Regions from separate parts of the Mus musculus genome. Here region 2 is linked to region 1. The links are chromatin loops, found by intact Hi-C in ENCODE. Cell type or tissue: gastrocnemius. All regions are shown on one strand. Each heading gives the region's core, and the rest is flanking DNA. Links, peaks and the distances in the headings are about the cores only.

Region 1 (2,905 bases), core at 97-2,596:
ACCCATGCTGAGCTACATACCCACCCATGCTGTGATGCTTTGAATAGGAATAGCCCCATAGGCTCAAATATTTGAATACTTTGTCCCCAGTTGATGGAACTGTTTGGGGAGGATTAGGAGGTGTGGCTTTGTTGGAGGAGGTGCGTCGCTGGAGATGTTTTCTTGGGGTTGAGGGTGGGGTTTTATGTTTCAAAAGCCCATGTTGTTCTCAGTCACCTCTATGTACCTCATGTTTATGAATCAAGATGTAAGTTCTCAGATACTGTCCAGTGCCATGCCTGCCTGCCTGCTGCCATGCTCCCAGCCACAATGGTGATGGACTTACCCTCTAAAATTGTATGCCCCAAATAAACTTTCTTCTACAGTTGTCTGTGCATAGTGTCTCACTACAGAAATAGGAAATGAACCAAGACAGAAGCTCTTCCAGATGCCTGGCTAGTATTCCAGGTTGCATCTGCTATGTTGTTATTAAGGAATGCTAAGGGTGAGCACATTTAACCTGGGACTTGTGATTGGACGCTGATGCTTCCAAAAACCAGTATGGTGGTTACAAAAGGAATCGGAGAAGATCTGAAGGGGGCGAGAGATATGAAGGCCAGAGCCCAGTCCCTTACATAAAAAAACATCCTTCCCCATCCTCTGTGAGGATGCTCCTCTGGAGAACGCTGCGGTTTATTCACATCTTTGGAGAAGGGCATTGTGGGTAGGTGTCCATCAATACTTTCGATGCTAAGGAACATCCAGTGCCCTAGGAATTTCAGTAGGTGGTCACAGGCCTTGAACCAACCCAGAACCAGGCTCTAGGGCAGGCCTCAAGACGCCATTGATCTCAATGGGTTCCGACAAAGGTCCTGGCTTGCAGGCATGTGTGTACCTGTTGGGAGAGCTAAGGCCAAATGCTGCTAGCTGGGACTCAAAATTTAGCTCAGGTGGGTGGCTGTCCTTGGGAGAACTACTGCTGTCTTCAGGTTTCTATTGCTGTGCTGAAATACAATGATTAAGATCAAAGGAGCTTGGGGAGGGAAGGGTTTATTTAGCTTATGTTTCCCCATCATGGTTCATCACTGAAGAAGTGAGGACAGGAACTCAAGCAGGGCTGGAACCTGGAGGCAGGAGCTGATGCAGAGGCCATGGAGAAGTGCTGCTTACTGGTTTACTCCTATGGCTTGCTTAGCAGGACCACCATCCCCGGTGGCATCACCCCTCATCAATCATTAAGGAAATGCCCTACAGCCTGATCCTTTTCTTTTTGTTTGTTTGTTTTTGTTTTTTGAAACATGGTTTCTCTGTGTAGCCCTTGGCTGTCCTGGAACTCACTCTGTAGACCAGGCTGGCCTTGATCTCAGAAACTCACTTGTCTCTGCCTCCCAAGTGCTGGGATTAAAGGCGTGTGCCACCACTGCCCGGCTGCTACACACCACTGCCCGGCTGCTACAACCTGATCTTATGGAGGCGTTTTCTTAATTGAAAGATTAAGGGTTCCCCCCTCTCAGAAGACTTTAACTTGTGTCAAGTTGACAGAAAACTATCCAGCACAGCGCTTCTGTGCCTGGCTGAAGGCACATGGGGCTTAAATTCAGCTACCTGGTAATTTTAAGCCATGTAATAAGCCCAGAAGTACCTTTTGGGAAATCCTGATTTTGAGTATCTGAGATAACAGCAATCACAGCTGCCTAAAAGGTCAAGGTTGGAAAGTCCGAGTCTGGCTTCTTTGTGGGAGCCTAGGTTGATCTAGGCCTGTGTGTCAGGCTAAGCCCACTTAGCTTGGGTCTGGGATACATCTGCTTAAACGTGGAGAAGTCTAGACTGCAGGGAAGAGAGGCCTCCCTCTGGGCTTGGCTGTGGGCTCTGTGGCCTGAGGGCAGGGGTCATTAAAATATATTTTCTGTGACAAAGTTTCAAGGGAGGGAGGGAAGTACTTCAATGATGCTTAGGAGAATGTTGACTGTTGTACAGAACTTTACTGAACAGAACAGTGTGGGGTGAGAGATGCTGGGAATTAGGAAGAAGCTGGGAGGAGAGTAAAGGTGTGTGTGTGTGTGTGTGTGTGTGTGTGTGTGTGTGAGAGAGAGAGAGAGAGAGAGAGAGAGAGAGAGAGAGAGAGAGAGCGCAGGCCAGACACTGCTATTGGCTGTCATCCCCAGTAGCTCTCCACCTTATTTTTTGAGACAGAATCTCCCACTGAACCCGGCGTTTACTGATTGACAAGGCTAACGTTCCAGTGAGCCCCAGGGATCTTCCTGTGTGTCTGCCCAGTGCTAAGATCTGCTCTGCCCAGGTTTTTGTTGTCATCGTTGTTGTTTTAAAAAGCATTCTGTGAAACTGAACCTTGGTCTTCAGGTCTTTGGGATTGTATGGCAAGCACTTTACCAACTAAGCTACCTCCCTATCTCAAGAAGGAAAGGTTCTTAAGTCTTGTGAGTTTTGTGTGGTTATTTTTGTTTTTGTTTTTGCTTTTCAAGACAGGAGTTCTCTGTATAGCCCTGCTGTCTGTCCTCAAATTTGCTGTGTAGACCAAGCTGACCTCGAACTCAGAGATCTGCCAGCCTCTGTCTGCTGAGTGCTGGGATTAAAGGTGTGCACCACCACTGCCCATTTTAAGTCTTAATTACAGTTCCGGCTTTTTTGTTTTTTCTCTCCTCTCTCCATTCTCCTTTAATTTTTAGAACTCGGGCAATACGTTAAACTCTAGACTTGCCTTTCCTCCTCTGAAAATCGGGCACAACCATGTTAACCTCTTGGCTGGTGAGAGGACCTCAGATGGCCTCTGTGAAGCATTCAGGAAAGAGCCATGGTGAGATTATTCTCCAGTCCCTGTCTGGGTCCTGCTCTTGTCTCTGGTAGGGATAGGGGTCCTTGTGTCTGTCCATGGGCATGAGGTCATGAGAGGGCCCTCTTTTGTGTC
Region 2 (2,905 bases), core at 298-2,797, 140 kb after region 1:
TGGGGAGTGGGGAGTGGTGACTCTCTGCTATCCCCTGCGCCTCTCCTTCCCTAGCCTGGATGCCCAGCCCTGTGATCCATGGCAGTGCCATCGATACCACCTGTGTTCACTGGGCCCTGACCTGTGGGCGGAGAGCTGTCTGCCGCTACTACGACCATGACCTGCTCCGAAACCGGTAAGCACCAGGGTGGGAAGTTCATGTCAGAGCACACCCATCCTGCAAGTTAGAGACTGCCTCTAGAGAGCTCTCATCTAGCTGGTCTGGAATTCACCGTATAACTGAAGCTGGCCTTGAATTCCCAACCTTCCTGCCTCTGCCTCTCAATCACTGGGATTACAGGCGTGTGCCACTAAACCCTGGATACTTTCTTTTTTTTTTTGAGTCATGACCTCATTTTATGCCCATGCTGTTCTTGATCTCACTAGAGCAGCCAGGCTGACCTTGAACCCACAACAGTCCTCCCACCTCAGCCTTTTAAGTGCTGGGATTTCCCACATACGCATCCATGCTGGATAGCTCCCCAATGAGGAAAATGACAGTTAAAGAAAGAGACCCCAGGCTCTTATAAATGACAGAGCCATATCTCTCCTCTAAGCTATCAGTCAGCAGACAGTCCTTACCCTCCCCCTGGGGCTCAGTCTTCCTATCTGTACAATGGAGAGCTCAGAGGAGCTCAAAGGCAGGAATGGATAACATAGGCTAGGTAGATGTAGAAGGACTTGAAACAAGACAAGAGCCAGCTGGGGAGTGGCTGCCTCTGTCTCTGAGCCACAGGACACAGTTCCTGCAGTCTGGGACTGTCTAGGGAGGCTTCTCTGCAAAGGAAAAGCCAAACAGGGGTCTTCAGGAGTTAGGTGGGAAAGGGGAATCCTGCTTTTAGGATATGTAGGGCTAGCCTGGGTCATCCTTCTGTCAGTGACAAAGTAAGAGGGATGTTTAATCTCTCCCCGACACACCCCAGGGTCCCTGCAGAGCTTCCCCCCTCTCCAGGCCTCAGTACATAGTTGCACCCGGTCTACTGACTCTACCATCCCCACGCTGAGGCTAACAAGTACCTGAGGCGTGGGCTCCTGAGTTCAAGGTTTCTCGTTCTTCCCTCAGATTCATAGGCCTCCAGTTCTTCTTCAAAAGTGGATCCCTGGTGTGCTTTACCTTAGTTTTGGCCATCTTGAGGCAACAGAGCAGAGAGGCCAGCACCAGGACCACTGTAAAGAGCTCGGAACTACAACAGCTATAAGCATCAGGACCAGAGAAGAAGCCTAAGGATTCCAGGAGGTTGACGGTCCCAGCCCCACCCTGACCAGGAGTGGCATCCTCTGAGCGTTTGCCAACAATGGGCAAATCAGCACCCACGGTATCGGAAGCACCACCGTCCAGTGCCTGAGGGTCCTCTACTAAACTGTGAAGTGACTTTGAACACACTTCTGGCCTTGCTTGCTCTTTGGCACCAAGGAGTCACTGTGTTGGCCATTTCTCAAGCAAGAGGGCCATCCCCATTCCTCCCCCAGCCAGATGGCCAACCTGGAACCTAGCTTCAGTGGTGGGGAGGAGCTATACGGCACCTCTCTCCCCTGATTCTAGAACAGGGAGTTAGACAGACTAGACCATGCTGTGCTCCACCCAGTGCCTCAGCCCGGCTCTGCCACTTGTGGAGACCCTCTCCATGCTCTCTCTTAGGCTCCAGCTGTGCACATCTGTGCAGTCAAGGCCTCCTCCCCAAGCCCCAGCGGCCTTCAAGTAGTGTCTATTTGGCGCCCCCTGGAGGCAGAGTTCAGAGATGAGATTAAGGAGATTTCCAAATGCAGGAGGGAGGACACTATTTGATTGACGTGTGTGGGTGGGAATTTTAGCTGGAGCAGGCGAGGGATTCTTTGATTCAGAATGTCGCAGCTTTTGTCATCAGGGAGCCACAGTTGGGAAATGGAGGTTTATCCTTTCTTTCAGAGACCTTTTAACTTCAGAGACCACTTTATATCGGGACCTGCTCCTACTAAATGTATATTGTCAAGATCTCGCACGTTTGACCAGGGACCATCAAAGTCACTGTAGCTTTTGGGAATAGAAACCTAGTCCATATCCCCAGGACTTTGTAACTAATACCTGATACTGTCGTAGCCAAGTCAGGGGTGCCGTCTGGTTCTGTGAGGTCTCTGGACCGATGTGAGGTCTCAGGGCAGAGAAGAGCAAAGCCAAGCTCTGCATCGTGCAGCATCCTTGGATCAGATCCCTGGAACCCCCAATTCTTTTCCAAGTCAGGCCTTGTCCTGCTTTCTGGCTAGGCTCATCTGACCCAGTTGCTTCCAGGCAGTAGAAGAGAAAGCCCTGATCTACTCCCAGCCTGGCCTGGTAATGCTACACGCCCCACCTGTGTGGCTAGGAAGGGAGGTAAGGAGCTACCAGCAGCCTCCCTACCTGTGTGCCAGCTCTTAGCCTTAGCTGGGGTACTTGTTCCCAGTGCAAAAGAAGGGACTATAGAAGTCTCATTCCTGTCAGGCATGGTGGCACGCATCTGTGACCTAGCATTTAGAGACTAGATCAGAAGTTCAATACAATGTATTTTTCACTCAGCTCCATAGTGAGTTTGAGTCTAACCTGGACTACATGTGAATGTCTCAACAAAGAATAGAGAGAAGGAAAGAGGAGAAGAGGAGGAGGACAAAGAGATGAGCCTGGTTGCTGAATTTCCCACAGTTGAGTGTTTAACCAGTGCCTGAGCCTACACTAATCAGTGCCAAGAATTTTGAAGTCACTTTCACCAAGACAAGTCTGTTAGCGGGTTTCCATTCTGTCTATTTTCCTGTTTCCCAGTTTGTACAGGAATAGCCTGGCTGTATACATACAGCTGATTATTAAATTTGTCTCTGCATAATGACTCTTCCACGACAAAAATTTATCCTTCTAAAC

What was found. A loop is a pair of places that touch in the nucleus more often than their neighbours do. Peaks named below come from ENCODE experiments on the same cell type or tissue, not always from the same donor. Only the 100,000 strongest peaks of a DNase experiment are listed, where the experiment ranks them.
Region 2: it touches region 1 in a loop (6-fold over the local background); 30 of 42 quality-filtered maps call a loop at or near these places.

The regions. Positions count from the first base shown.
Region 1 is chr7:99,799,462-99,802,366 of GRCm38, reverse strand. No RefSeq gene overlaps it. Among named protein-coding and RNA genes, the nearest start is that of Neu3, 28 kb to the left of the region's middle. In gastrocnemius, for the core only: no CTCF peak of the experiment used is centred there; no DNase peak of the experiment used is centred there.
Region 2 is chr7:99,658,374-99,661,278 of GRCm38, reverse strand. It overlaps Slco2b1 (solute carrier organic anion transporter family, member 2b1), which reads left to right. Exons shown (of 14, transcript NM_001252530.1): 13 at 55-175; 14 at 1,103-2,905. The coding sequence ends at 1,238. Among named protein-coding and RNA genes, the nearest start is that of Gm25409, 6.0 kb to the right of the region's middle. In gastrocnemius, for the core only: a CTCF peak has its summit at 1,762 (motif pointing left); a DNase peak (open chromatin) is centred at 1,745.